6 separate regions of the Mus musculus genome follow, and regions 1, 2, 3, 5 and 6 are each linked to region 4. The links are chromatin loops, found by intact Hi-C in ENCODE. Cell type or tissue: gastrocnemius. All regions are shown on one strand.

What was found. Peaks named below come from ENCODE experiments on the same cell type or tissue, not always from the same donor. Only the 100,000 strongest peaks of a DNase experiment are listed, where the experiment ranks them.
Region 1: a loop joins it to region 4, with 9 times the contacts of the local background. A loop is called at or near these places in 31 of 42 quality-filtered maps.
Region 2: a loop joins it to region 4, with 10 times the contacts of the local background. A loop is called at or near these places in 17 of 42 quality-filtered maps.
Region 3: it touches region 4 in a loop (4-fold over the local background); 34 of 42 quality-filtered maps call a loop at or near these places.
Region 5: a loop joins it to region 4, with 12 times the contacts of the local background. A loop is called at or near these places in 31 of 42 quality-filtered maps.
Region 6: a loop joins it to region 4, with 6 times the contacts of the local background. A loop is called at or near these places in 33 of 42 quality-filtered maps.

What each region holds. Positions count from the first base shown.
Region 1 is chr13:41,144,337-41,149,336 of GRCm38, reverse strand. Sycp2l (synaptonemal complex protein 2-like) reads right to left here. Exons shown (of 29, transcript NM_001324525.1): 15 at 3,218-3,311; 16 at 2,664-2,782; 17 at 486-543; 18 at 324-402. Among named protein-coding and RNA genes, the nearest start is that of Sycp2l, 32 kb to the right of the region's middle. In gastrocnemius, a CTCF peak has its summit at 2,886 (motif pointing left); a DNase peak (open chromatin) is centred at 2,876.
Region 2 is chr13:40,781,809-40,786,808 of GRCm38, reverse strand. No RefSeq gene overlaps it. Among named protein-coding and RNA genes, the nearest start is that of Tfap2a, 51 kb to the right of the region's middle. In gastrocnemius, a CTCF peak has its summit at 2,245 (motif pointing left); no DNase peak of the experiment used is centred here.
Region 3 is chr13:41,083,338-41,088,337 of GRCm38, reverse strand. No RefSeq gene overlaps it. Among named protein-coding and RNA genes, the nearest start is that of Mak, 15 kb to the right of the region's middle. In gastrocnemius, a CTCF peak has its summit at 3,001 (motif pointing left); no DNase peak of the experiment used is centred here.
Region 4 is chr13:41,236,778-41,241,777 of GRCm38, reverse strand. Gm32063 (a long non-coding RNA gene) reads right to left here. Exons shown (of 6, transcript XR_003950654.1): 1 at 4,734-5,000; 2 at 3,603-4,247; 3 at 2,801-2,920; 4 at 2,615-2,685; 5 at 1,453-1,607; 6 at 1-774. Among named protein-coding and RNA genes, the nearest start is that of Gm32063, 3.2 kb to the right of the region's middle. In gastrocnemius, a CTCF peak has its summit at 2,822 (motif pointing right); no DNase peak of the experiment used is centred here; H3K4me3 peaks cover 439 bases; H3K27ac peaks cover 272 bases.
Region 5 is chr13:41,132,177-41,137,176 of GRCm38, reverse strand. Sycp2l (synaptonemal complex protein 2-like) reads right to left here. Exons shown (of 29, transcript NM_001324525.1): 8 at 3,189-3,223; 9 at 1,963-2,105. Among named protein-coding and RNA genes, the nearest start is that of Sycp2l, 20 kb to the right of the region's middle. In gastrocnemius, a CTCF peak has its summit at 2,085 (motif pointing left); a DNase peak (open chromatin) is centred at 2,080.
Region 6 is chr13:40,841,146-40,846,145 of GRCm38, reverse strand. No RefSeq gene overlaps it. Among named protein-coding and RNA genes, the nearest start is that of Mir5124a, 22 kb to the left of the region's middle. In gastrocnemius, a CTCF peak has its summit at 2,540 (motif pointing left); DNase peaks (open chromatin) are centred at 2,527 and 3,774; H3K4me3 peaks cover 392 bases; H3K27ac peaks cover 372 bases.

The DNA of each region.
Region 1 (5,000 bases), 92 kb after region 4:
CATTTGATGGTTTTCTTAAACGAAGCTGCTGTAAACATCTGTGCACATTCTCTTTGTGGACCTATGCTAACAGACATCTTGAAAAATACAGAAGATTGGAAGAAATGGACCAGAGGGTAGGGACCCTATAAGAAGCTACCAAGTGATTGTGAGACTACTGTCGCTTCCATTCTGTCATGAACGTGACATACAGACAGCATTTCTGAGACTGGCCGTCTTGATGACGTACAATGCATTCTGCTGTCGGCTGAGACCTTGGAAGTATCAATGTGTGCAGTTACTATGCCAATTAAAAAAATATGTTAAAAAGGAAAGTCACTTACTTTATATTATTTAAGTCAGAAGCCTGGTTTTGAATTGATGGTTCTTGCATATCCAAAGGATAATCATATTCTGAAGTAACTAGTTAAAAATAAAGTAATGATAAGCACCTTGGGCAAACATTTAACTGGACCATTCAGAGATGGTAGAGAAACTCACTGCACCTTGTTCTGGTTCATCTTGTTTTGAGTTTTCAAGTGAACGTTCTTCTGTATTTGTTATCTGAAAAAAAAAAAAGAGAGAGAGAGAGATGAGAAGAGAAGAGAAGAGAAGAGGAGGAGGAGGAAGAGGAGGAGGAGGAAGAAGAAGTAGTAGTAGTAGTTGTTGTTGTTGTTACTATGGTAACAGGGAAGCCTCAGCGTCCAGTTTTTGAGAACCACTCTGCCTCTGAAACACAACCACACACAACTTGTTATGTCCCAATGACTCTGTTGTTCCAAAACTTTCACTTCCAAATCACAAGCAAGGACTTGTCGTGATCAAAGATGGCCATGGTATGTATCAGTTCCATAGGAAGTGCTATGAGAATGTTTCCAGGAACATCAGCACTAGGGACCATGGTTCAACTTCCCAAGATTCCTAAATGGTGACATCAAAAGGTGACAACTTATCTGAAAGACTCAGCTCCGACTGTTAGATGTAAAAGCCCGACTCCGTGCGTTCACATAAGGAAACAAGAAATGGAATGTCTAAGCCACACAGAGGCTCTCATATTGTTTAATTTTTAAACGTGCATATTAAAGTGCACATGGATGATGTAACATGTCGGACTTTGCTTCATGTCTGTATTGTGAAAAGTCTGATAAGTCAAGCCAAACACATGTTTGGCACTTTATTATTGCTTTATAGTGAGAACATCCCAAACCCTTTTTGCCAGCATCGTCATTACCCACCGCCATCCTGCTGTGAAATAACATGCCAGCCCTTCTCACCCCAGCCAGTTGATAACTGAGCGCCCTTTTCAAAATCCTAAGAAAGCCAGACCTAAGAGCTATGTGTCACCCGGTGAGCTGGATAGTTTTATGTCAACTCAACATAAGCTAGAGTCATCAGGGAAGAGGGAACCTCAATTGAGAAAAATGCCTCCCATAAGATTAGACTGTAGGCAAGTCTGTTGTGCGTTCTCTTAATTAGTGATTGTTGGGGGAGGGCCCAGTCCATGCTGGATGGGGCCACCCCTGGGCTGATGGTCCTAGGTTCTATATGAAAGCATTCTGAGCAAGCTAGTAAGCAGTGCCTTTCCATGGCCTCTGCATCAGCTCCTGGCTCCAGGTTCCTGCCCTGCGTTAGTTCCTGTCGTGACTTCCTTCAGTGGCAAACAGTGGTATAAAAGAGTAATCATAAATAGACCTTTTCCTCCGCAAGCTGCTTTGCCCATAGGAGTTCTTGACAGCAATAGAAACCCTAAGCCACCTCCACTGATTGACACAAAGCCCTGAGAGCAGCAGTATTAGTCAATGTATCCACATGTTCCCCAGCAAGAGAGAGAAACCACATCTGACCCTCAGGCTCCATCCCTACATTAATTTGCAGATATCTTCCTCCAGATACCAAATGAGGGAACACGACGGAGAGCAGTCTAGACAGGCATTTCGTGGGAGAGACATGTTCAGTGAACAGAGAGAATACATCAACTTGGGACATGAACTCAATCTGAAGACGACAGATTATTGGCCCACAGCCGTGGAAGAGAAAACTGGGCTAGCATTCAGGAGAGGAGATGTGTGCTTGTCTATCCTGAAGGCCACAAATACTGATAGAACCTAGTGGGGAAACCCCCACTCAACTCCCGATTCGGCGTGCACCCAAGAATCATGAACTGACTACCATCTTGATATAATTACATGAGGACGTTTAATTACGGAGCTCCGGACCAACATGTATCCCACACAGGAGATAACGGATGTCAGCCACGAGGCTCGAAAGCCAGGGGTTTTTATGGGGTAAGGGGCTTAGGGGTGTGGAATCCAGCATAGCAACACACTATTGGCTTATTCAAACATTAACAGAAAGAACACAGGGCATTAGGACTTTGTTCCTGTGGGCTGGGGGCTTATCTTTGTTCACATAGCAACCAGTTGATGTATGACTTTACCCGGCACCAAGGGGCAATAGACAGAGGGGAGGTTCTGGCCAGATGGTGTTGACTTAGATAATATAGCCCTGCTGGTCCTTGCATACCTTTTTATCTTTACAGTCAAGATGTTCTTAGGAATGCCTTAACAACAATCCTGCCCTGGCATGCCTGGGGGCTGTTCTGCTTTGTTCTCAGTCTCAGGCCAGGGCAGTGGGCTCCTAAACAACTTACAAGTTACAATATTTTATCTTCCTTCAATACCAACCTCCAGGCTCCCTTTACTCACACCAGGCACCGTCTGGACATTAAAGCAGCGAGTTATTAAGCATCGGTCAGCTTCAGCATCCACGAGCTCTGGCAGGAGTGTGGATTCTTCCGCATCCTCTATATTCAGTAAGAAAGGAACAAAACCCAGTAACCTCCATGAGCCAAGCGGGCATTGTGTCCTTACTCTCCAAGCAAACATGGCTCTAGTACACCGCCACCTAGTGGTAAGAGCTGGTAGTGAGGTTGTGCCTCGACTCTCAAATCCAAAGCTAAGCACTTGAAATTGAAATTCAAGAGAAGCTGCCTTGTTCCAGTAGGGATGGGCATTGACGAATTGCATCTCCTGACAACCCCCAGCCTCTGTTCTTCTTGGCCGCTTCCAGATGTCCCAAAGAGGGACATCGGCAGAATGAGAAGGAGCTTCAAGGTTATGATCAGGTCTTCATAGGATGCTATTAGGTGACCAGCTCAGGGTGTGAAAGACTTCTTCCAAGGCATCCCCATGCTTCTACAGAGAAGTTAGAGTCAGAATTCTGCCACATCCCTGCATACCTGCTTCTCTTTCACAGCGACCAGGAATCTCACCATCTTCTTTTTCAAGGCCAGAGAAGAGTTTTACCAAAACAGAAGTCTGAAATGAGGGGGCCTTTAAAACAAAACAAAACAAAAAAACAGTTCTAAAACTGACCCCACAGCGAGTTGATTAGAGGAGCTGTGTATCTGCTACATTCTTTTGCATGTTACCCCCTCCCCCAACTACCACCTTCTAGAATCAGCTCTGTTTGTTCAGCCACTCTCCCGTGGTCTTTTGTCAACTGTCATGGCGTGAATGCACTCTTCAATCTTTGCATCTTAGAAACCATACCCACAGTTCAGTAGCTGTGAGAGCTGGGGTGTTTTTTTTTTTTTTTTGGTGCGGGGAGGTGCTGTAAGACTGCTTCTGAGTCGAGGCATTCAGAGGCTGGGTGTAGCCTCCCCTAGCCTTGAGTAGGCTGGCTTTGACCTTGCTGCCACTGAGAATGAGACCACCTGGGGTGGAACTTTCCAACTTAGATGGCTCTATTGTTTTGTCACCTGCCCCTGCTCTTCTCCAAGACACTGCTTACTGCTGAGAGGCCGGGGAGATATTCCAGAGACAGCATCCAGCAGACAGCATCCAGCAGATCCACCTATAGGCTGGCAACAGGCACCAAGAATGAATTGGCGGGGATTGGGCCTCCTCCCTTTATAAGCACAGACTCTTAGTAAACTTGGGGGCCTTGAACAGAAACATGTCTTGGCCTCCATTATTTCTCTCTCTGTTTCCTTCCATACAGCTCTGGCCTCCCACTCAGAAACCCAGTTAGTGTGGCCACAGGCAGCTACAGCTGGCCAGATGTCAGGACAAGGTCAAAGGAGACTCCAGCCTCCAGAGCTAAATAGACTCTGTTTCTTTATCAGTGACCTAGCCTGTTGATGACCTATAACAAAATATGGAGGAAGAGGGGGGAAGGAGGAGGATGGAGGAAGAGGGAGGGGAGGGAAGGGAGATGGGGAGGAGGCAAGGGGGAGGCAAGGAGAGAGGGAAGGAGAAGGGGAGGAGAAGAGGACGAGAAAGGGAGGGGAGGAGGAGGGGAGGAGAGGATGAAGGGGAGGGGGAAAGGGGAAGAAAGAAAGAAAGAAAGAAGAAAGAGAAGAAAAGAAAGAAAAAAGAGAAAAGAGAAAAGAAAAGAAAAAAAAACCTGGCATCCAGATTCTTCCAGTTTAAGTTGCTCTAAGGCCTGGAGTGACTTTACATTTACACTTCCCTGGCATGTGGCTCTCTCAATGTGAGTCTGCAGTGAGTGCCCACTAAGGAGTCTCCAATCCCCACCCTTTTCTTACAGGAGCTTCCTACTCCAGGAGTTGTGGCTTCCTCTGGTGTAGACTCCAGTCCTCCACACCAAAGACATCTCATTCAGTTTGGGGATGTGGGAATGTGCTGATTCAATGATCCTCGTAAGTAAAGGCCAACTGAGCACACATGGGGCCATTTTGTCAAGTGACATTACAGAAAAGCCTTCTTCCTAAGTTGTCCATACGCCCTCCTCTCTCATCCTCCTTGTAGGACCTTGAGAACTAGTAGATCTGTAGAACACCTTATCATCTATAAGATGCTTAAAATAGAACTCAAAACAAACGAAAGGAGCCAGCCAAGACTCTCTCCTGCACCTTGCTCCTTCCCTTCCTCTGGCCTTTCCATTCAGTCTCTTTGACTGTTGTTGGATGTCCTTTTACCACAAATCTCTGCCTTGCCTATTGTCTGTGATGAAAACGCACCCCTGTGCATGTATAGGAAGAAGTGGGGTCAAGTGGG
Region 2 (5,000 bases), 450 kb after region 4:
GAAGAGGGCTTAGCTCAGAACTTTCTGAACAATGAAAGGCACAGTCTCTAATCTTAGGGACTGGTATCAAATGTTTGTAACATGAAGACTAGATGTGATAATAAGACAGTTATTTATAAGTCACTTGGGGGAGTCAATGTGGTCCTGAGTGCTTATATGTTATTGACAGGAACCCTGAGGCATGTGGGAACTATCAAAGGCTTCCCCAGGTCAAGTTCAGGGATTTGGCAAAGCCTTCTCCTGGTCCAAGGTAGATGTTGACTGAGCACACAGATAACTTCAATAGCAGCTTCCTCTTCCCAGACATTTACAGCCTGAGACAGTTCCCCATTGAGTCTTTCCATGGAGAGGAGCTAGCCCCTCCCTCTGTGTGTATATAGTGAACTGTCTAAGGTTCTTAGGTTTTTTGATGTATCTGTGTGCATGTATGTGTGCCTCTGTGTGTTTGTGTCTCTCTGTGTGTGTCTTTTCTTCATTCCAGTAGTGCCCCAGTTAGGTTTCCAGGACCAAGGTGTGCTGGACAAGGCAATGAAAACGATAAAACCACTAACATGGCTCTAAACACAGACGCTAATCCAATGGAAAGGTAAGCAAGAGATAGGAGTGGGTGGCTGACTAAAGCAACAAGACTTATAAACTAATGTAGACACATCACTGTGATGGGCAAAGTGAGAACAAAATGACATCAAGGTGACTATTTCGGAAGTAAAGTTAAGATTATAAAGTGTTGTACTTACTCTGCCTGACATTAGAGAGGCACGGTGCTCATGTGCTGTGAACAGCTTTGGAGAGGGCACTGGAGCAGTGTGGCAGTGTCTATCCTTATACTTCATACTTTCTGTACTTGTCTGGTCAATCCACTTGAAGGGTTGTCTACACTGGGGTGGAGAGATGGCTCAGCTGGTTGCTCTTCCAGAGGGCGGGGATTCAATTCCTTCCACCCACATGGCAGCTTACCACCATCTGAAACTATAGTTCAAGGGAAGGAGCTCTCAACTTGTGGGTCTCAACCCCTTGGTTCAGTGGGGGCATGGTGGGGGTGTCAAATGACCCTTTCACGGGGTTTCCTAAGACCATCTGAATTTCAGATATTTATACTACCCATTAACAGTGGCAAAATTACAGTTATGACGTTGCAATAAAAATAATTTTATGGTTGGGGAATACCACAACATGAGGAACTGTATTAAAGCATTAGGGATGTTGAGAGCCATGGTTCTCTTTCCTGGTCTCTGATGGCAACTGCATACAGATGGTACACAGACATGTAGGTAAAACTCATGTGCATAAAATCAAAATAAGTAAGAGGGAGAGGGTGGGAAGGAGGGAGAAAGAGAGAGGGAGAGAGCGGGAGAGACAGACAGAGAGAGAGAGAGAGAGAGAGAGAGAGAGAGGATATCTGTGCTTTTGGGATTCCTGGTTCGAAAAATGTATCCTACAAATGTATGCAGGAGCCTTGGGGACAAGGACCCAGGCATCTCTTCCTCACTGTTTAATAAGTACGCTCAAAGGTGCTAGTTAACTGGCCACCGAAGAATCTTGGCAGGACTCTATTTTATTTAGGGCTCTCCTCTTTCCCTGTGAAGGGACAATTGGCAAGTGTTTTCATACATTCACTTGCAAAGGTAAAACTATCATCAAATATTTGTTGAAGATAGACAGACCCCAGGAATGTCACCCAACACAAAATTATAAACTCACTTAAACATTATGAGACCCCCCCCCCCACTCCAGGACACATACCTTGTAACTCAATTGTAGGGTTTTTGAGCATAAATATTGTATATGACAATAACATGTCTAGGATTCAAGACTGGGTCTGGCCTTGAACTGAAGAGCCTTCTGCCTGTTAGGACATTGTCAAACTCTTCAGATATTTTCCCCACAACTGGGTAACTTACTCAGTCTAAATGGAAAAGCACAGGTTTGGTTTTGACAATTACTGCTTAATGCTTTTGTTTTGCAAAAACAGCTCTTTTTTTTTTTTCCTTAGTAGATGTCATTTGTGAAAGATTTCCTCCTAATGTCACAGGATTGCATAGGTAGTGATCTTTATAACGTGTGGGTGGGGCGGGGGGAGGTGGGTTCATGGGAAAAAAAGGGAGTGGGTAAAGGGGTAAAGGGGAGAAGGGGAGCAAGAGAAAGTGGGGAGAGGGAAAGAGGAGAGGGGAGGAGGAAGAAGAGGAAGGGGAGGGAGGGAGCGAGAAAGGCAGAAAGAGCAGTGATATGGTGCCATCTGCTGCTTAAATTATGAATTACAAGGATTTGAGTACTTGGGTTTGACCAGTTGGGCAGTCATTTCAGAACCCCATTAAGAACTATACTTTAGAAACATCAGAGGAAGACCCTGGCTGCTTGTTTCTGAAGGAAGGCCTAGTCACACTCCAGGACAATGCCTTGTTACTGTGGGTGGGCCCCCACTGGAGACCTATAGGGGTCCATCTCATGCCCCGATACAATGTGGACTTTGCATATGTCAGAATCAGCAAGCCCTACAGCTAGAGCCCAAGCTCAACTCCTTCACAGTGAGTCATTCCATCTGCACGCAAAGCACCGGATTCCATGTGAGCAACCCAGACGCTGCTACTGGAAGGCTCGTTGGTGACCTAGCATGGGTACTGCTGTGGTGGTGGACAGTGTGAGAGGTGATCTGAGAGATATCCCCACCAGTCAGATATCTCGGACTAGCTGGGTGTGGTGACTTTTCATCACAGCATTAGGAAGGTAGGGAGGGGCCAGAGAGCTGGATCTGGAGACAGACCTCACAGTGGGATCCTACAGCAGAAAGAAAAATCCCAAAGACAAAAATCATTTCAGAATGCATTAAGGACAGACTCAGGAAAGTTAACATTGCCTGGACAATGCTGTGCACACTTGGAGTGTGAAAGAGATCCGTGTGGGGAAAGTGATGGCAAAATACACACAACAGAAATGTCTTCATCATAATTAGTGTTAGGTGTACAGGTCTGTGATGGTTAAGTTCATTCACACGGTTGTGTAACTGCTACAGACCTCTTCATGTGACAGAGCCGAAAATTTGTCCCCATTGACCTCTCCTTCCTGCCCTCACAGCTCCTGGCAGCTAGTATTCCATTTGATTTCAATTATGGCTCTGTGAGTTCATTTCTTTATATATTTACTTGTGCATGTATGTTTGGAAAGCATGTGAGTGTGTGTGTGGGTGTGTGAAGTGGCAATTTCTGGTTTCTTTAGAGACTCAGTTGTGTCAGGTGATGCTATTCTGAAGACTGTCTTACGAGAGGGTGTTTTTGCTGAAGCACACACATGGGAAGATGTTTTACTAAGAACAGACACATGGTGTTTTTCTGGGGGCAGCCTGGAAAAACGGCACGTGATATTTTCCTAGAGTGGATGCTTGAGAGAACACGTGATGTTTGGAAAGGATATAAACATAGCCCAACAGACAGTGGACGATGCTGGGTGGCATTGGTACACCTTGCCATTCTTTGTTGGTCATCGTTGGGCTTTGCTGATGCTGGTCTTGAGCTGATGATGCTGGGTGCTATTGGTATGCCTTATCATTCTTTGTTAGTTATCATTTGTTGTGACTTCATAGAGGGAAACATACTGAAAAACTTCTGGTGGTGTTCCGGCAAGCCTTGCAATTTCTTCTGGATCAGCCTGCCGTTGCTGGTTCATAAACGGTATTTACAAATAGATTGGGCTGCCACTACTGATTCATGTGAACTAAACAACTGATATCCTGACAACACAGATTGGATTTGATCTAAAATATATTTCTAAACAGGTCCACATCCTCCTTCGCTTTATTAACGTTTCCTTTCCTCTGGTGGGTGGTGGACTAATAGGGATACTAAAACTTTTAAAAACCCTTATTAAAACTAGGTTTTTAAAAAAACTAAGCCTACACATGTGACAGTATGTGTGTGTGTGTGTGTGTGTGTGTGTGTGTGTGTGTGTGTGTGTGCGCGTATGCAAGTGTGTATGAAGAGACTTCAACAGAGATCCTATTGTCATCTGCCATTCTTTGCCATACTGCCTTCAAACTGGACCTTTCACTGTGGCAGTTTGATTGAGATGTCCCTCATAGTCTCCAGTGTTTGAATACCTGGTCCCCAGTTGCTGGTACTGTTTGGGGAGGCTTAGGAGGTGTGGTTTTGCTGGAGGAAGTGTATTACTGCGGTTGGGCATCGAGAGTTCAAAGCTTTGTGCCATTTCTAGTTTGTTTCCTCTGATACCTGATTTCAATTTTGAAGTTGGACTAAATGTATTTAGTATTATGCTATGTTTAGGTATGGCCCCTGTAGACTCACGTGTTTGAACAAGGTTTTAGGGGCCAGGAAGTAGAATGTGGTGATTTGAATGTGGTGAATGAGCTTGATACAGGGAGTGGCACTATTAGGAGGCGTGGCCTTGTTGGAGTAGGTGTGGCCTTGGAAGAAGTGTGTCACTTTGTGGGTGGGCTTTGAGACCCTCCTCCTAGCAGCCTGGATAAACTGCTCCTAGCTTCCTTTGGGTGAAGATGTAGAATTATCAGCTCCTCTTGGACTATGCCTACCTGGATGCTGCCATGCTCCTGTCTTGTTGATACTGGACTGAACCTCTGAACCTGTAAGCCAGCCCCACTTAAATGTTGTCCTTACAAGACTTGCCTTTGTTATGGTGTCTGTTCACAGCAGGGAAACCCGAACTAAGACAGACATGAGCTCAAAATAAACGAATGCTTCTGTAAGGTGGCCTCTCACAGTGTTTATTTCAGCAACAGAAAAGTAGCTAATGCATCCACTGAACCTGAAGCTCACTGTTTCAACAAGGCAGGCCAGCCAGGGAGCTCTCAGATCCACCTGTTTCCTCCTTATTGTTCTCTGTTTTAGATGTTTTTAATAGAAGCCATCTTAATATATGCGCGGTGGTATCTTAAATCCATAAGTCAGGGATAGACCCCATGTTGACTATTCTCAGTTGTCAACCAGATTCTGCAATGAACTACAGTCCAGAACTGCAGGACATACCTATGA
Region 3 (5,000 bases), 150 kb after region 4:
AAGACCTGAAAATGAAAATAGAACCAGTAAAGAAAACCCAAACTGAGAGAAAATTCAACAGGAACCTCAGAGGCAAGCTTCACCAAAAGAATATAGGAAACGGAAGAGATCATCTCAGCCACTGAAAACTCAATAGAAGAAATGGGTTCCTTAGCCAGAGAAGATGCTAAATCCAAAAACTCCTGGCACAAAACATCCAGGAAATCTGGGACACTATGAAAAGACCAAATTAAAGAATAATAGAAATGTAATAGGAAGATGAGGTCCAGGTCAAAGGCACAGAAAATATTTTCAAAAAAAAAATCATAGAAGAAATTGTCATAACCCAAAAAAGGAGACGACCATCAAGGTACAAGAAGCATACAGAGCACCACATAGACAGGACTAGAAAAGAATAATTAATAATCTCCTCCTCACGTAAGAATTAAAACACTAAACGTACAGGACAAAGAAAGAAGGTTAAAAGCTGCAAGGGAAAGTGACTAAGTAACATATAAATGCAGAGTTACACTTGACTTTTCAATGGAGACTCCAATAGCCAGCAGGGCCCAGACAGTTGGACTACTCTAAGAGACCACAGATACCATCTCAGACTTCTAGACCCAGCAAAACTTTCAATCATAAAACATGAAAGTATAAGACATTCCATGATTTAAAAACAACAACAACAACAAAAAAAAAAAACAAATTTAATACCTATCGACAAATCCAGGCCTTCAGAAAGGCGGTAGCAAGAAAACTCTAGCCTAAAGAGGCTAACCACACTCTAGAAACCACAAGGAATAAATAATCACTGACTGACCAATCAAAAGAGGTTGGAAACACACACACACACACACATACACATAATGGATGTCTAAAACAGTCCTGAATAATAAGAGGACTGCTGAAAATCCCCAATTCCAAGATTTAATGTAGAGCTATAATAATAAATAAAACAGCATGTTATTAGCTCAAAGACAGACATGTTGATCAATGGAATGAAACTAAAGACCCAGACATAAATGCATACACCTAAGGACACCTGATTTTTTTATACAGAAGCATCTTAAACAAATTGTGCTGGTCAAACTAGATGTCTGCACGTAGAAGAATCCAAGTAGATTCATACTTACCACCCTGTACAAAACGCAACCCCAAATGGATCAAAGACTTCAACGTGAAACCAGATACTCTGAACCTGATAGAAGAGAAAGTGGGGAATAGCCTGGGACTCAGTGGCACCGTCCAAGAGTTTCTGAACAGAGCATCGTTAGCACAGTCACTAAGGTCAACAAATAATGAATGGGACCTCATGAAACTAAAAAGCTTCCGTGTGACAGGGTATATTGTCAATAGGACAAAGCGACAGCCTACAGAGTGGGAAAAGAGTTTGACCTACTACCCATTTGATAAAGGACTAATATCCAAGGAAATACAAAGAACTCAAGAAACTAGACATCAAAGAACCAAATGACCCATTTAAAAAAAGGGAGCTCATATCTAAACAGAATTCTCAAAAGAAGAAACTCAAAGGGCCAAGAAACCCTTACAGAAATGTTCAACATCCTTAGCCATCAGGGAGATGCAAATGAAAAGCACTGTGAGATTTCACCTTACCCCTGTCAAAATGCCTCAGGTCAGTCACACATGTGACGGCTCATGCTGGTGAGGACATGGCTGCAAGACAGACTAGTGCCATAGTGGTTCAATGTTTGTGGGAGTAACCACAAGCTCTGGTTTGACTTAAGGACCACTCCACTGGATGAAACCCATACTGGACACTGCTTGGGTTGCCAAGAACTTAGACTTGATAGCACAGGGACTTAGGGTAACCAGAATACTACTGATCTATTAAAAGGAAACGTCAATAAAATGACTTCTGATGACATTCTGCCATGCTCAGATCAGTGCCTTGCTCAGCCGTCATCAGAGAAGCTCCCTCCTGCAGTAGACGGAGACCCACAGCCAGACAATATGCATAGAGTGAGAGACCTCGGAACCCTTTCCCCTAAACAGGATGTCTTCACAAAATCTCTCTTTTCCAGGTCTCTGGGAATCCTGCAGAAGAGGAGGCAGAGAGAGAGTCTAAAAAGTCAGAGGGCATGGAGGACACCTAGAAAACAAGACCGTCTAAATCATCCAAGCAAAGCTCACGTGAACGCACAGAGACTGATGCAGCTCGCACAGGGCCTGCACCGGTCTGCACCAGGTCCTCTGCATAAACATTATGGCTTCCGGGTTAGTGGTTTTGTGGGATTCCTGAGTGGTTTTCAGATTTTTGTGGCTTCTCAGGTTCTTTTCCTCGTGTTTCTTTGTTTTGTCCAATTCCAATGTGTTAGTGTTTAGTTTATCTTACTGTGTTTGATTTTATTTTACCTTGTTTTATTATTATCCCTTAGAGCCCTGTTTGTTTACTAGTGAGAGACAGAAAGGAAGTGGATCCCGATGGAAGGAAGTGGGGAGGAACTGGGAAGAAGGGACTGTAATCAGGGGATATTATGTGAAAGAAGAAATCCATTTTCAATTAAAGAAGGAACAAAATCAAATACCTAACCAGGCATGGTGGCTCACACCTGTAATCCTAGCACTCTGGAAGCTAAGGCAGATAGATCGCTGTGATTTGAGGCCATCCTGGACTGTTCGGTGAGCTCCAGCCCAGCCTGAGTTACAGAGTGAGACACTATATCAAAATATATATAACAAGAATAATTATAGAAAATGATATCATAAATTCAAGAGAGGTTTTGGGGAGAACAAGACAGTAATTTGAGGAAGGAGAGATATGTAACATAGTATACTCATATATGAAGTATTCAGTAAATCAAAACAGAAATTAAAAACAGCAAAACTCCACAAATGAATTTGTATAACTTTCCCAAAGAAAGAAAAATAGATAGAAAGACAGATAAAAGGAAAGATGAAAGAAAGAGAAACAAATTTAAAAAGAAAGGAAGAAAGGGAGGGAGGGAGGGATGGAGGGAGAGAGGGGAGATTGTTGAACAGTGTCACCTTGTGGCTATTTATGATATAGCATGTAAATAAGACTGCTCAGTTTTCTTAAAACTGACATCTTCCAACTGTGGCAAGAATATGTAGCTTAAACAAAAATTAAAGGGAAAAACAATAACCTTGGTATTCTACGTAGTTGTAATTGGGATGAACATTCTCCCCTAGATAAGATGGTGCGAGTTTGGAGTGAGTAGTCCATTAGAAAAATTGCGATCAAGTACTAGTTTGGGTCTTCGGCGTTTCTCAAAGGTTTGGGCCTTTGCTGAGGCGACAGCTCAGGGAGAGGGCGCTTGCAGTTAAAGCTCCAGGAATCCTTAGAATCCACATCAAATGCCAGGTGTGGCCGTGTGTGTGTGTGTGTGTGTGTGTGTACACGCGCGCACGCGCACACGCACACGCACGCGCCTGCACAGATTCAGAACCCAGTGTGTGTCACTAGTGGGAGGCAGTGGAAACTTTAGAAGGAAAAGTGTTGTGAAAGGAAGTTAGCACTTGCTTGCTCTCTCTCTCTCTCTCTGTTTCTGCTTCTGTCTGTCTGTCTCTCCCTCTGTCCCCTCCCCCTCCCAGTCCCTCCCTTTCTGCTTCCTCAGTGCCATGGCTAAACAGTTGCTCCATCACCTATTCTCACAGCTGTACTACCAAAGGCAATGGGCGATGTGCCCATAAAGTGCACCTCAGAAAGACTTAGTGGAAATTAGCACTTCCCCTTTCCAAACTGGGTTCTCAGGGGCCGGAAGATCAGCGGCAGTTCAGCCTTCTATACTGTGAGTTCAAGGCTAGCCTGGGCTACATCCAGTCCATTCTAAAAATAAAAATTAAAAAGCTTTCCAACCCATTCCATATTATACTTCAAAGATGTGTCCGTGGATGAGCATTTTCATGTCTGCACTGGGTGGTTGCCAGCTTTGTGGCAACCAACATCATACGTGTCTCAAAATCAAAAGCCATAAGAGGGTGGGGTGTAGACTGTAGTGGCTTCAGAGTGAGTTCCAGGCAGTCTTTTACCTTGAGCTCTTACTATCTTGGTCTCCCTGGCAACTGTAATTAAGGATGTAATTAAAGATCATTGTACTGAGAGGAAGACAAGTTCAATGGGTTATTGCAGATCACGTGATGATGGTTCATTTCTTCCTTCCTTCCTTCCTTCCTTCCTTTCTTTCTTTCTTTCTTTCTTTCTTTCTTTCTTTCTTTCTTTCTTTCTTTCTTTCTTTCTTTCTTTCTTTCTTTCTTTCTTCCTGGAGCATCTTAGCCCTTCTCAGGCCTTTCATTTAAGTATTCAAAGTGGGCTGTTTATTAAGCTGGTGGTTGACTTTATTGTTCGTTTGCACTTTGACGATGACATCCATGTGTGCATTGATCATAGTCACCAACTTCTCCTTCTTAACCCTCCCCCGCTGGTATTCTGCAGGATCTCACTTTATACTTCAAGCTGTCCTTGAACTCACTATGTAGCCCAGGCTAGCCCTGAACTCAAGACCCTCCTGGGTCAGCCTCCAGAGTTCTGGGATTACAGAAGCATACTAACCAGATCTGGTTATCAATAAGATTTGGTTTATTAAATTGTTGGGGAATCCCCTTCCGGGGTTCCATGGGGATCTGCTGGCTCTGGATCAGCTTAGGAGAATTAACACTTCTGGGGTTCTAAGTCTCCCCATACCGAAGCTTGCTGGTGTTCTTCCTGTAGAATTTCGTTCCAAACATTCTGTCCTGTTTGTTCAGCCACATGCATGGGCTTGAAGCACTAAAACTGAATACAAATTGAAACAAATGTACCTAGCCTCAAGTATATAAGTCAAAACAAAATGGAAGTCACTTTTGAAAACAGACTGCTACAGCACATTTTCTGTGGGATGTAACCTAAGGATAGATGGACGTGTAAAGAAATCTTGGCTTTAGGAATAAGTTGTTACGGCATGCAGCTAAGCATGGCTGTCTTTAGTACATTGCTGCAGTGTTTTACACACAAAGTAACTGCTTGATAGAATTAATGTTCAAACTCTGGATGACAG
Region 4 (5,000 bases):
CACACACGGGGTCTGGAAGCAATACTGTTAATAAATGAGGAAGTTGCTTCAGAAAGAAATTTGCCCCTTGGAGAGAAGGCTGGCTATGGTGGTGTGGGTGTTAAATCCCAACACTGAGTAGGCAAAGGCAGAGCTCTGTGTGTCAAAGCCCAGCCTGATTTACATAGTGAGTTTCGAGTTAGCCAGGGCTATACAGTGGGGTTTTGTCTCATATATATATAAATGCCCAGTGTTTTCAAAAACTACACAGTTGTGTCACCTCTGGGACAAACTGGTGTCAAGCAAGGACATAGAATTGCTTTCCTTGTTTAAATTTCCCCAGCAGTTTCTGAGGGGTTTTACTCTATTTATAAAACAATAAAAATATATCATTTCCCAATTAGTGCTGAAAAACAACCAATTAACACCAGACAGATGGAAATTTCCTGGCTGAATTTTAACAACAACAACAACAAAACAACAGAATCTTTATATAATTAAATATATGACATAAAAAAATGTTTTCTTTTTAAAAAAACAGTCTCAGACTTCAGGCCAGACTGATGTCACACCCACAGTGACTCTCTCGCCTTCATCCCTCAGTGCTGCGATTCCTGGGGTGAACCACCATGCCCAGCTCACAATTTAGAAGGCTCGGGGTTTGGCTCCATGGTGTGGCGCTAGCCCAGTGACCCTGTCCTTGAGCCTATGTCGCTTCACTTTCGTCTGTTTGAACTGGAGAAGGAAACTTGATTCTCTCCTCACCACACCATTGATGCCAGCTGCTGCCTTCTCCTGCCCAGAGCAATAGAGACAGCACCCATTAAAAATATTGGCATGGAGATCCTATCTATATATCTTCCTATGCAACCATAATCCAAAATAAGCCCCCTTAAAAAGCTGATTCTGTTCTGTGTTTTGTTATGGTGATGGAAGGCTCACACAGACCTTAATTGGACAGATACCATGACGTCAAACAATGTATCCTCCTACTTCCATTCTGACCTCATGGAAACCCATGTGAAGTTCTGTTATTAGAAGTGTTTTGGCCAAGTTGTTAGTAGGCTCTGCTTGCATCATAGCTTCTCTATGGCAGTAAACGGCTTACAGATTGGGTATCCCCTATCTGAAACGCCCAAGTGTGGGGTTATTTGGACTTGAGGGAATTTGTATTCACGCAGGAAAATATGTTAGGGGGTCAGACCCAAAATTCAATTTACACTTCATACCTATCTTATACGAGCAGCTTGAAGATCATTTTATACACCTTTTTTTAGTAAACCCATGGTTGTATTCATCAGTAGATTCTCATGTGTGGTCAGATATGGAGTTTTCTCTTTGTAGTGTCACGATGATGCTTAGATTTCAGAGCAGCTGGACTGTGTGTTTTCTGATTCAGGGCACTCAGTCTACAATAGATTTTTACCTTTTTTTTCTTTTCCACTAAGCTTTACCATGGTTGGGACCAATTACCTGACAACAACCAACCGAAGAGAGGAAGGATTTATTCTGGCTTTCAGTGTGAGAGTTCTGGCCCTTGTGGTAGGGAAGGCATGGCAGTAGAGAAGGCATGGGCGGCAGGAGCAGCTTGCAGCTGCAGCAGCAGGAAGGAGACTGCTCGCTCACATCTTGGTGGAAAAGGGAGAGAGGGGCAGGCAGTGGGGTTGGGCTGTAAACCTCAATGTCTATTGTCCCAACAACCCAGTTTCTCCATTTAGGCTCTACCTCCTAAAGTAGCCACAGCCTCCCGTAAATGTCTGTGCCCGGTTGCCGGAGGGGGAGGGGGCAGAAAAGTTTTACATTTTCTGCAACTGGAGTTACAGAGCGTGTAACAGACAAAACACTGAAATGCATAAATAATAACAGTAAATTTTTAAACGGTTGAAACGTAAGTCGCAATATTCCATCATCACTGGGGACCCATGAACAATTGGCAAAAAGCCCTTCCACGAGCTCATCTGGTGTGAACACTTTGGTTCCCGGTTGGTTCGCGGTGGGGACACTGTTCTGGGTGCTTATGGGATGTTTGGGGCTTTTCTTGGCCCCATTTTCTCTTCCCACTTCCTTTCTTCTCCTCCCTTTCCTCCCCTTCCCTCCCCTTCGCTTCTTTGCTTGTTGAGCTAGAATCTTTTTGTGTAACCCAGCAACTCACAAACATCCTCAGAAGACCTCGTGTTTGTGTCCCAAGTCTCCCAAGGCCCGGTGTACAAACCACCAAGCTTGCCAGTCCTGCTTTCCGGCAGCTGTCCTAACTAGGTCACATCTTCACACGGAGGCTTCCCTTACCCCAGCTCATAGTCAGACACGTCTTGATTTCCCCCCTGCTTCCCTGGAAGTCTGTAGGCTTCCTGAAGATAGGCAAGATGCCTCTGCTGATGAAATGGATTTCTCATCACTCATGGTGTGTCTGAAGCCTGGCTTTCTGAGTGAATATACAGGGCTAGCAGAATCTAGATTTGGCCAATAAATTGGGAGGCATTGCAGTCTGGCAGTTGTGTATATTTTTTTTGCCTGTGAGTGTGGGTAGCACAGGTGTTTGTGAGGGAGAAGAGCTTAATATTATGCTGGTCTCATCTCCACTGTGTTTGAGGGTTTTAAATGTGTCATCTAGGTATCTGTTCGTGACTGTATGTACCTAAATTTCATTTTCTTCCAGATCTGCAAGAGACGAATACCACTGGTACATTGTTGGTAGTCATAGAGCATCTGTTTAAAGAGGAGACTTCTTTTAGTGTAGATTCGAGATAAAAATCTTCTCTTCTTCGGAGCATGAATTTAAAAGGCACAAGACCAAAAAAAAAAAAAAAAATCCTGTACTTACCTGATTTGTCCAGCAGAGGGTGCTCAAACATAACTTCAGCACAATGAAGTTCCACCTATCTGAATGCTAGAGATGGCTAGTCAGTCTTGTCAGGTTCCTAAAGCAAATATAAGGACCGACCTTGAAAGGCATAGAAGGTCATCGAACTAAGGTTTGTTTGTTTGTTTGTTTGTTTGTTTTATATTTATCTGTCTCTTTTACGTGAGTACTGGAGAACGACTCAGATACTCCCCTTTTATCTACTGAGTCTTCTCCCACTTCCCTGACTGCCCTTACACACGTTCTTTTCTTTTTGAGATGGGAATCTCATTTACCCAAGGCTAGCCCAGAGCTTGCTATGTAGTAGAGGGATGGTCTTGAGCTTTGAATTCACCTCCCATGTGCTGGGATTACAGCATGTCCCACCGTGCTGGTTTGTGTGGTATTGAAGGTCAAACCCAGGGCTTCAGATATGTTAGCTAAGCACTCTACTGACAGAGCTATACCCCTCCAGGTGTCTTAAGCAAATTGCATAGCCACTCATACTTCAGATCTTCAGAATGGCCATGTTACTGTGCTTCTGGGAGGAGACCCAGAGGCACCTGGAGGATCACACTCAAAACTACCACCTACTATGCACTAATGAGAAACAGTAGCGTTGAGCCTGGTGGCCGGGGCTCAGGCAAGCTGGCCCTGAGGGTCAGAGCATGAGAGAGCTGGCCCTGACACTCATCTGCTGTGCAGTGACATGGGCAAGGGAGAGATGTTCCGCCCCCGCCCCGCCCCCTGTCATCAGTAGGGGAAAGCCAGCCTTGTACCTCACCTGGTCAGCCAGGAGAGCTAGCCCTGGGAGAGGGGGTTGCTGGCGAGCCAATCCAAAGGCCACAAGAACTGGAGAGCTGGTGGGCTGAGCAGCTCAGACACCTCTCAGGCCCAGATCCAGGGCTTTGAGTTAGCCCACCCCACGTCTATCCCATCAATGAACTGCTGGAGTACGTGAAGAAGCCAGTCCTGCAGATCCAAAACTACAGGGTCTCCATGACACACGGGGTGACAACAGTCTACCCTAGAGGAGTCTCAGTAAGGTTCTAGCATCGTTAGCATAGCAGAAGCCAGAGGCCTGACTCGTACCAGACCAACAAAGTCAATGCAATGAGCACTTGCAAGCAAAGAAGTGTGGACAAAAGGACACACGATGGCACACTACAGCTTCCATAGTGGGGACTTATTTTTCTTTGTTGGGGAAGGGTGGAGGTTGGAGGGAGGGAGGGGACAGGAGATGTGCAGGACTGAGGTGCATGATATGAAATTCACAAAGAATCAATTAAAAAAAAAAACAGTGCTGAAATTTTAAAAATGTCACCAGAGGCAGAAGAACAAACCTGGCTTTGAAGTTCTCCTAGTGTCTTCAAAATGAGTGCCCGTGGGCTATGCTTACTAAATCCACATTGCTGCCCCATGGTGAGAGCTGGTAACATGGATGGTGAGTATGTTTTAGTCTGGGCTTTTGAATCTGTTGCCATATACAACATTGATGGGCTGGGATAGGTGCTAGGTTGTTTCTCAGTTTAGGCGGATCTCTAGTTCAGGGCTTCTCACGCTGTGGGTCCCGATCCCTTGGAATATGATGGCCCTTTCTCGGGAATCACATATCAGATGTACTGCAGATCAAATGTTTCATTACGATTCATAACAGCAGCAGCAAGAATAATGTTATGGTTGGGGGTGGGGGGGATGGTTCGCCACAACTTAAGAAACTGTATTAAAGGACCGCAGCACTAGGAAGGTTGGGAATGGCTGCTCTAATTCATTACAAAGCTCTTTGAGTATACTAAGAACACTGCCATCGCTAAGTGTGTGAGGGAGCAAAAAGAGCACTGGACATAGAGCAAAGGACCCGGAGCCCTGGGTCTGAGCTGCTGATGCAGGCCGGGTTCAAGAAGGAAATCGTCACCTTTCTGGCTTAGTGTCCTGAGTCCACAGTCGAGAGTGTCTGTGGTGAGGAGGTGAAAGCGCTTTCTCCCAAGGTCTGGAAAAGAAAATCTGATCTCTACCATAGCAGACTGAGAGGACTCTCCGATGGGGCTGCGGCTAAGCACGGGCTACGGCATCCTGCTGTACACTCCCTGCCCACCCAGAGCAACTATCATCGCTGTAATCAGAGAGGCTCCGACCGGTCATCCCAGGAACCTAGACTCTCCTGCCAAGACAGAACTGGCAA
Region 5 (5,000 bases), 100 kb after region 4:
CCATGACATCCCAGGTGCTCTGGTGTCTGTCTGTCTGTCTGTCTCTCACTCTCTCCCTCTCCCTCCCTCCCCCCCACCCAATCTCCCTTGTGCTAGCTAGTTTTTTTTTTTTTTTTTTTTTTTGGTTTTTCGAGACAGGGTTTCTCTGTGTAGCCCTGGCTGTCCTGGAACTCACTTTGTAGACCAGGCTGGCCTCGAACTCAGAAATCCATCTGCCTCTGCCTCCCAAGTGCTGGAATTAAAGGCATGTGCCACCACCACCCAGCGTGCTAGCTAGTTTTATGTGAAGTTGACATAAGCTGGAGTCATCTTAGGTGAGGGAACCTCAATTGGGAAAATTGCCTCTATAAAAGCCATCAAATTCACAATTTGCTCCCAGGCTCAGTTCCCTCTTAAGAAGCTCCATATGCATTTTCCCACATGCCCCCTATATATTTTATAGGCAAGCCTACACGCATTTTCTTAATTAGTTATTGATGTGGGAGGACCCACCCCATTTTGGGTGGAACTAGGCGCTATAAGAAGATCTGCAGAGTGAGCCATGAGGGGCAAGCCAGTAAGCAGCATCCCTCCATGGTCTCTGTGTCACCTTCTGCCTCCAGGTTCCTGCCTAGTTTGGATTCCTGCCTTGGCTTCCATCAATGGGTTATAATTTAGAACATAAAAGCCAAACAAACCCTCCCTTTCTTGCCCAAGACGCTTTTGTTCATGGTGTTTTGTAACAGCAATGGTTACCCTACCCAAGAAACTACTCATTTTAAGGTAGGATTTATTCACACTTTGCAGATGAGATCATAAGACTTCACCAGTTCATGACTTTATCTAAGTTTATGCAACCATCACCTAAGTTGGATTCTAAGTTGAGGTAAAACTCAAGTCCAAAAAGTCCCTGGAATCATGACTTTTCATCTTAGAACATATGATAGTCCTAGAGTCTAAGACTCACAATATAAAGGTTCATATTTAGTACAATGTAAATCATGTGATAATCCTGATTACACAACGGTGTTGATTAGAAGGCTTCATTAAAATGAGCACAGCAATATGAATTTCACCTTTTCCTGAGACTCTAATGCTGACTTCAGAGTCTTTGGAAAAAAATAAAGGAAATGCATTAGCAATTGCAGGAGGGAGGCAGATACACAACAAAGCCAAGAGCTAGTCTTGTGCCCTTTGAGAACAATCATAGAGAGCTTATTGTAAAAAAACAACCTACCTACCAACCACTGAAAATCTCTGCAACTTCACACGGTGGCAGCTGGATGGCACACAGCAAGGTCACTCTACAGTCTCACCACTCGAGTGCAATTACCAATGCCAGCCGTCTACCATGGCCACAAAGTCCCCCTTCATGGCTGTAATTCTCTTTATTCTTCAATTGCATCCCTACTCTTCGGGGGCCGTTCAAAATCTCTGCCTGCTCCTCAATGTTTTCCTTGCCTGAACCCATCAAATACACAGTTTGCCTCCTGGATTGATTCGCTCTGAAGAGCCCTGGCTGTATCTCCTCACGTGTCACACAAGTATTTTGCTTATGTGCTGTCACTGATGAGGGTAAAACAAACGTTAAGGATTGCAATCTGGTATTTTAAACAGCGAGGGGCCAGAGAGATGGCTCAGCAGTTAGGGACATAAACTGCTTTTACAGATAGCCCTAGTGTGGTTCCCCGCACCTGTGTCTGGCAGCTCACAACTGCCAACTCCACATCCCGGGAATGCAGAATACCCAACAAACCCGCACTCACACACATATTCTTACACACACACACACACACACACACACACAGAGAGAGAGAGAGAGAGAGAGAGAGAGAGAGAGAGAGAGAGAGAGAGAGAGAGAACGAACGAACTTAAAAAAATCTTTTCATCTTTAAGAAAATTAAATCTCCTGTGCCAAAAACCCAGGAGAGTCTGAAAGGATCCTCAGTAAATGCTGACTGAACCGATGACCAGAATTCTCACCGTCTCAAATTCCCGATTCTTAATTTTTTTGAAAGCTTCAGCCAGGGCGGTATTCTCAAACCACTGCATGGCAAGGTCATTCCTCTGCCTTCCCACAGACATTCGACACAGTGCCTCAGAGAGCGCCACCTGCTGGCTATAGTCTAGAGATTCAAAACACAGAAGACCTGGGTGAATTCTGGGTGCAGAGCAACAGAAAACAAGGTATGTTTAAAGTCAGAATTTGGTCTAGAGCTAATGCAACAAGACACATTCAGAGCCATTATGGCCATCCAAAGTCTACTTGAGGATTGCCAGGGGGGAAATCTGAATAGGTTTCATAGATAGCATCTTTAAGATACTACTTCCAAGGGTTGTGAATATTGTTTTGTTAGTAGAATGTTTGCCTACTACATACAAGGTGCTGAGATCAATCCTTAGTTAGTACTGTGAAAAAAATATATGTATAATATAGATCTAACATATATTTTTAGATTTTATATGTAAGGCACAGTAAAAATTCAAATCAAATAGCCTTAAAAATATTTTGACAACAAAAAAATAAAATCTCATTAAAGTTATGATATATAAAAAGCAGTGTCTTATTGTAGCTCAGGATAGACTCAAATTCACTCTACAGCCAAGAATAACCATGAACTCCTGATTCTCCTCCCTCCATCTTCCAAGTGCCGGGAGAATGGACTCACATCCCCACACCAGGTTTAGGGGCGTTAGGGCTCAAACCCAGGGATTTGTGCATGTTAAGCAAGCACTCTACAGCCACAGCCCAAACCTCAAATAACTGTAAAGGCAAAAACAGGGTGTAATCAGATGGACTGACGAGGTTGTAGTCACAGACTACTGTTTTTAAAATCTATAAAAATAAATCATGGAGTTAATATGAGGATTAAAAGTATAAAGATTATGTTCGGGAATAAAAAGGTCTCTGAGTCAAAGGCAGGAAGTAGGGATATAGACATAGAGGGCTTTATTCATGAATCTGACGTCTTTTATACTTAAAAGAATTTTAGATGAAGCACATGTGCCAATATATTAAAATGTGACAAAGCTGGCCAATATGTGTCTGTTGGCTATTAGGATTTTCAGCAGGCCAGAATCTCTTGGCAGTTAAAAAAAATGTAATTTCCTAACATCAAACAGGACATAACTTATTCCTCACACTTCCAGCATCATCACACATCTCCTACTGCCCAATATTCTATGCATTTAAAATTCTAAATACTTACCGCCCACAGTCAAGATCGTCCTTGCCAATTCTTTCCTGAAATATTGACATAAATTACGTTTTACTGAGATGAGCAGCCAGAGGTAAACCCTCATCAAATATATTTTAGAAATCAGTATCAGAATCTCCACAATGTGTAATGCCTTTTAACGGAAATTTTCTTTAAGTTTGCACATTAATGACCGATAAGCATTTTAAATGTTTTTTAAAAATAATTTTATATGCACTGTTGTTTTTCCTGTATGTATGTCTATGTCAGGGTGTCGATACCTCGAACTAAAGTTACAAACACTCTGAACCACCATGTGGGTACCAGAAATTGAACCCAAGTCCTCTAAAAGAACAGCCTGTGCTCTTAACCATAGAGCCCATATGCATTTTTGTTTGTTTGTTTGTTTGTTTGTTTGTTTTTCAAGACAGGGTTTCTCTGTGTAGCCCTGGCTGTCCTAGAACTCATTTTATAGACCAGGTTGGCCTCGGATTCAAAGATCTGCCTGCCGCTGCCTCCAGTGCAGAGATTAAAGGCGTGTGCACCACTGGCTAGCCTGATATGCATTTCTTTAAAAGCTAGAAATTTCTGTATTTTTGAGGTTCTACCTTCCCTTTCATGAAGTGAATTTAACTTCCTAAAATATGAGGGTCCATTGAATGATCTATTTCTGAAATTTGTGGTTTTTAGGGTTTTCTTGGACTTTTAGTAGAGAGATTTTTCTTTTTCCTTTTTCTTTTTTTCTTTTCTTTCTTTCTTTTTTTTTTTTTTTCTTTTTCCAAATCAAAGTCTTACTGATCAGGCTAACCTTGAATTCATAGCAATCCTCCTGCCTCCACTCTACAGGCATGAGCCATTTCTAATTGTTCTCTTTTCACCAATCACCAGCCCATGGGGTACACATTTTACATCCAACTTGACACCTGATGAAGCTGAGACCTTTGGTTCTGTTCTGTGCCTCCCCTATGACAAACTTGATGCAATTTTCAACTAAATAGGCTTAGTTTAGAGACATGATGAAAGCAACCTCTTATAGTTTACATCACTGCTACACTGTAATCTTCTCTAGTGTGTATCCATCCATTCTGGTGTGCTGACCAAATACTAAAACACACGCTGTTTATTTTTTCTTAATGTCTGAAAATCACTTGACCGTTTGGCTGGCTGGGGTTGGGGGGGGCGGGGGGAGTATCAGGAGCTTCATTCGGGTTGCATCCATATTCCTTACTGTTTTGAGACCATTTCACTATTTAAGCCCAAGCTGGCCTTGTCTCTGCCTGAGTGACTGGGTTGGTGGGGCGTTACATCACCACAGTTGGCAAAAATCTCTCCTTTTAAAGAATAAAGAAGTCTAATAGATTGGGGGAGATAGCTTAAGCACTAAAGAGCATAGCTAGCAAGCTTGAGTACCTGAGTTCTAGCTACAGAGGCCACATTGAAAATGCCAGACATCCACATCTTCCTCCAAGGTCTACCCTGGCAAATTTCCCCATCACCTCAAACTTTCCATGAAACTCACCGTATCTAGTTAGGGTCCCATGGCAACCAAACTCTAGGCTTCTACGGGGTCTCACATTCCCAGCCCCACTGATGCCTACTGCTGTGCAGCCAACTCTATGCTCCCACTGGGACCCACCCTACCCACATCTCCCTCCACGTAGGACCATTTGACCTGCTTCCATCAACCACCTTCATACCCAAACTTCCAGAGTCAAACTTGGCGAGTAGCCCTGACCTTCTCATCCATGCCTTTCCCACGATCTACCAGGCTTAGCCTAGGTTCCACTACCCACCAGCCTAGTCTGCCCTCGCCTACCTGCCTTA
Region 6 (5,000 bases), 400 kb after region 4:
CTGTGGTTCTTATCTCACAGGGAAGGGAGTAAGGACATTGGAGAGATGCCCGAGACAATGATCTCACTGACAGAGAACAGGGGGACACTTCCCTCGAAGTCAGTGCTGCGTGAAGACCATGAGAATCAGACTCAGCTGCCAACTCAGGGTAGACAGCTTAGGTGGGGTGAGACTAATATAATCTGTGAGCACGCTTCCCACTTAGAAAGCAAACACCAAAGTGACCTTCGTGACTCGCCAGCCAAAAATAAAGACACAGAGACCATTCAATGTTTCAAAGCTTAGGTCTCAGCTGGGTAGATATCTAATATAAGTTGACTGATTACTAACTAACTAACTAACTAACTAACTAACTAACTTTAATTACCCTTAACAGTTTATGATGGTAGCTTTCAAGAGAGTAGGACTTTACATTACATTTTTAAATGAGTTGTATATGCATATATACCTTAAATAAAATTCAAATGAATATACAGTTTGCTATAACAATTATAACCTTACATCTGTCATCATATAAAATTCCATATTAAAATTTTTTTCCTTATTAAATTTTGAGACTTAGAGTAGTCCACTCTGTTCTTTCCCTTTCTTGGAGATATAATAATCTACTTGGTTTGACCTATCATGCCTTATTCCACGGTGACCAATATTCTGTAGCAAGTTTGTTTCTGTTGTCTCACTGACAGCCATCGAGGTGTTGACTGCATACCCATTTTGTAGACTGGGAAGTTGAAACTCAAAAGCAAACCAACTGGTCTGTTGTCTAACAATGGGCGAATGATACCGTGGAGTATTAAACCTGAATGTTCCTTCCCTCTCTCCTTCCTTCTGCCTGTCATCTCTTTTTCCTTATCTCCTCCTCCCTCCCTCCCCCCAAGAGAGAGTTTTTCTGTGTAGCCCCAGCTATCCTAGAACTCAGTAGATCAGGTTTGCCTCCAACTCAAAGATCCAGCTGCCTCTTTTTCCCAATGCTGGGATTAATGGTGTCTGTTACTACCACTGTCTATTTCGTTCCTTTCTTTTTGTTTGTTTGTTTGAGACAGTTTTGTCATATAGCAGATGCTGGCCTTAAACTCAATACATTCCTAAAGCTGGCCTTGAATTCCTGACTCTCATGCCTCAGTTTCCCCAGTGCTTAGAATATAGAAATATGCCATACTAGACTTTCCTTGCTTTTTGGGATGGTATCTCATTGTACTGGTCAGGCTGGCTTAAAACTCCTGGACCTTCTCATTTATCCACCATGGTAGAGGGGACTATGAAGACATACCACCTCTCCCAGCAAGGAAATTCGACTTATCTGATTCCACAGGCCTCCAAGCTGAAATACTCCCTCCTCTGTCTTAAAGAGGTCCTTCTTACTTTGTAGATCCTGGAGTGACACGGGATCCCTGATGACTCTTTCCTGCGTCCCCAAGTCTAGGCTGGAAGCCCTTCCACCTAATGGGATCCCGTCTTCGCTATAACTCTGTGTTTGCTTTAATAAGCTCCCGGAACACTGAATCTGTCTGTTGATCACTGTGTTTTTAGCATCTTGCTTATGGGAGACACAAAGGGGTGAGTTAGGCTGAGCCTCTCTCTTACTCTATATCAGATGTCCTGGTTAGTTCTTTTTGCTTGTCGTCTTGACATATCTAGACTCATTTGAGAGAAAACTACAGTTGGGGGAAATGCCCCTCCAAGATTGGCCTGTGGTACATCTTCTTGGTTAATGACTACTGTAGGGGTGCCTAGCTCACTGTGGGTGAGCACCTACTCTGGGTAGATAGGTGGTCAGAGTAGAATGAGGAAGCCGGGAGGAACACTGAGGGAAGTTAGCCTTTAGGTTCCTGCTTTGAGTTCCTATTCTAACTTCCCTCAGTGACAGACTGTGACCTGAGAGGTGTAAGCTGAAATAAACGCTTCCCAACCCAAGTTCTTTTTGGTCATCATGTAACAGGGCCCAGGACTTAGCACAACTGACTCCATGATGGAAGTATCATTTAGGCTGTAAACGCAGCGCATACACAGCCTTACCTGCCAAACAAAACCATTGGCCTAATCTATCAATGTCCATATACTTCTGGGATATGGCCACTCATCTCAAAATGTACCAACTTTGTCTTTTAGCTTCTGCACTTCCACTTCTGGCTAATTATTCTTGTTAATTGAAATATGGGAACCCAGAATATGGTATTTGTGCTTAAAAGCTCACCCCGAGAGAGCTCACTGCCACACTGGGATCCCAAACACTCAGTGTAGTCACAGGCCGCTAAGACTTTTTATTGGCTGAACTGGGTCTGAGCAAGTTTTTCTGCCGACTACCTCACAGCAATCCCAGCAATAGAAACCCTAACTAAGACAACTAGGGGCAACAATTAAGGCTGGGGGCCCAGCCTGGATTGATGAATATTTTTACACAGCTTTTAAACCTTAGAATGATTTAATACTTTTAATTGGTTGGAAAAATAATAGAACTCAAATATCCTGGTGGACCGCCCCCCAACCCCCATGTGACCCAGAACTTGTCATGATGTCGTGCTGCCCTCTAGTGGCCATATACAGAATAGCTCAGTGTGTTCCTTTGCAATACAGATTTAGAGCCCAAGGCTTTCATGTGCTACACAAACATTCTATGGCTGAGCCCCAATCCTTCTTTCCTCTTTTTTTTTTTGTTTTTTGTTTTGTTTTTTGTTTGTGTGTGTGTGTGTGTGTGTGTGTGTGTGTGTGTGTGTGTATGTGTGTGTGCGTTTTTGAGACAGGGTTTCTCTTTATAGCCCTGGCTGTCCTGGCACTCACTCTGTAGATCAGGCTGGCCTCGAACTCAGAGATCTGCTTGCCTCTGCCTCCCAAGTGCTGGGATTAAAGGCGTGCTCCACTACTGCCCAGCCAGCCCCCGAATTCTGATGGGTCAGTCTTAGGTTGTGTGTTCAATAACCCATCCCTGACTGTGATGGGTGTTTGTTTGGTTTGTAGGAAGACTCCTGGACCCTAACACATATTGTCTTAGCATTTTATTCCCAATCACTGTGAGCAGTGGGAAGAGAGCAAGCTTTGGAAGACTTAAAAGAAGTGTCTCCATGTGACCTTTTGGGGTGTCCAATCCCCCACCTGACTGGTGTAGTCAGCTCTGCCCTCCAGCAAAGCTATCCAAAATGCTGCCTGAGCGCTTTCATAAGGCAAGTGGTGGTTAACTAAGTTATTATCTAAGAAGGGCAACACGTACCAGAAGAAGAAAAAGAAGGAGGAGGAAAAGGAGGAGGAAGAAGAGGAGAAGAAGAAAGAGGGCTGGAGAGATGGCTCAACAGTTAAGAGCACTGACTGCTCTTCCAGAGGTCATGGTGGCTCACAACCATCTGTAGTGGGATCTGATGCCCTCTTCTGGTGTGTCTGAAGATAGTTATAATGTACTCATATACATTAAATAAACAAATGAATGAATGAATGAATGAATGAATGAATAAATAAATAAATGAATGAATAAATAAATAGAAGGAGGACGAGGAGAAGAAGAAGAAGGAAAGGAAAGAAGTAGAAGAGGAGAAAAAGAAGAAACTGGCATAGGCTGGTAGATCTCCATGAGTTCAAGGCCAGCCTGGAGCAAGTTCTAGAATAACCAAGCCTATATAGAGAAACACTGTCTTGATAAACAAACTAACAAACAAACAAAAAGAAAGAAAGAAAGAAAGAAAAAGAAAACACAGGAGAAAGAAAAGCAAGCCAGATCCCAAGTTTGGCTGCCAGTGGGGAGTCTTTGCCAAGTACTGGCAGGGAGGGCTGAGCATCCAGGAGAGAAAATGATGGACAGATGGTTCCCTCGGGGTCAGGGACCATCAGTCAGGCTATTTCCTGTGGAGATGCAGCAAAAGCCTTGGCTAGGCACATAGCTCAGGGGCTGTGTTCTTGCCTAGCAAGTCAAGGCTCTGGATTCCAGCTCCCACACTGCAGAAAGGAAGAAGGGAGAAAACAAACAAACAAACAAACAAACAAATATAACATACACCCACACCTCAGTGTCCTAGACACGCTCGAATAAAAATGACCTTGTTTTCATGCTATTTGAACACCAATGTTGAAATGTTCACTCTCCCATTGTTCAGAGAAGCCGAATGTTATCCAAAAGTCCATCCCACGGACAGAAATAAGAACAGACTTGGGGGTGTCTTCTCTGTCACAATATTTTATAGGGAAAGACAATACTGTCTGGGCGCATAGAGGAACTTCTGAGAGCAGCCACTGGAACAAATTCCTTCTCTTTTATTTGTCGCACAGAAGGTGAAATCCTACAGGCGTGCCTAGCTCTGACTAGCATGCAACCAGCAACACATTCAACAGTGAGTGAGAGTCACTAAACTAAGGAACAGATTCAACAGCCATGTGGCTGTCCGAGAGTCACAAGATCTGCTTTTCTCTGCACTCTCTATTCCCAGACATCAGCCTTAGCCAAAAGGTAACATGTGTGCTTTTCAGAGACCTGTAACATATTTGTACTTTGAAACACAGAGTTGATAACACTCAATGTGGGCTGATCTTATCAGGATTTGGTAAATAGGTTCAAAGACTGATTCTGGAGCCTGGGTGAGTAGGTGGATTCAGACACCCTTTAGAGGGCAGCTGGTTACATAATAAGTCACATTTATGTGGGCCCTCTACGTCCCTTCATTATCTCAGGTAAACAGATTTCTTTTTATAGACTCCAGAGTTAGTCCACCTTATTTCCAAGCACAAGACTCAGAATCTTAGGTTCTGTCTGTCAGGCCCTCCATCTGTCTGTTATTTCGTAGTTAGCGTGTCCTTGCACTTCTGTCAAGTTAGCTGGAATGCAAGGCCAGTTTTTAATCACGTCCTGTCAAAGGAAAAATCCGCCCTAAGTCCTTTTCTAATCTCCGAGGTCCAGAACCCGAGACCTTCCTCTCTGAATCACCAACGTCAAAGGGTTTTTGGTTTCTGTTTGAGACTGGAAGTCATCCTGTATCTCAGGCTGGCTTTAACTTCGCTACATGGTTGAGGTTAACCTAGAA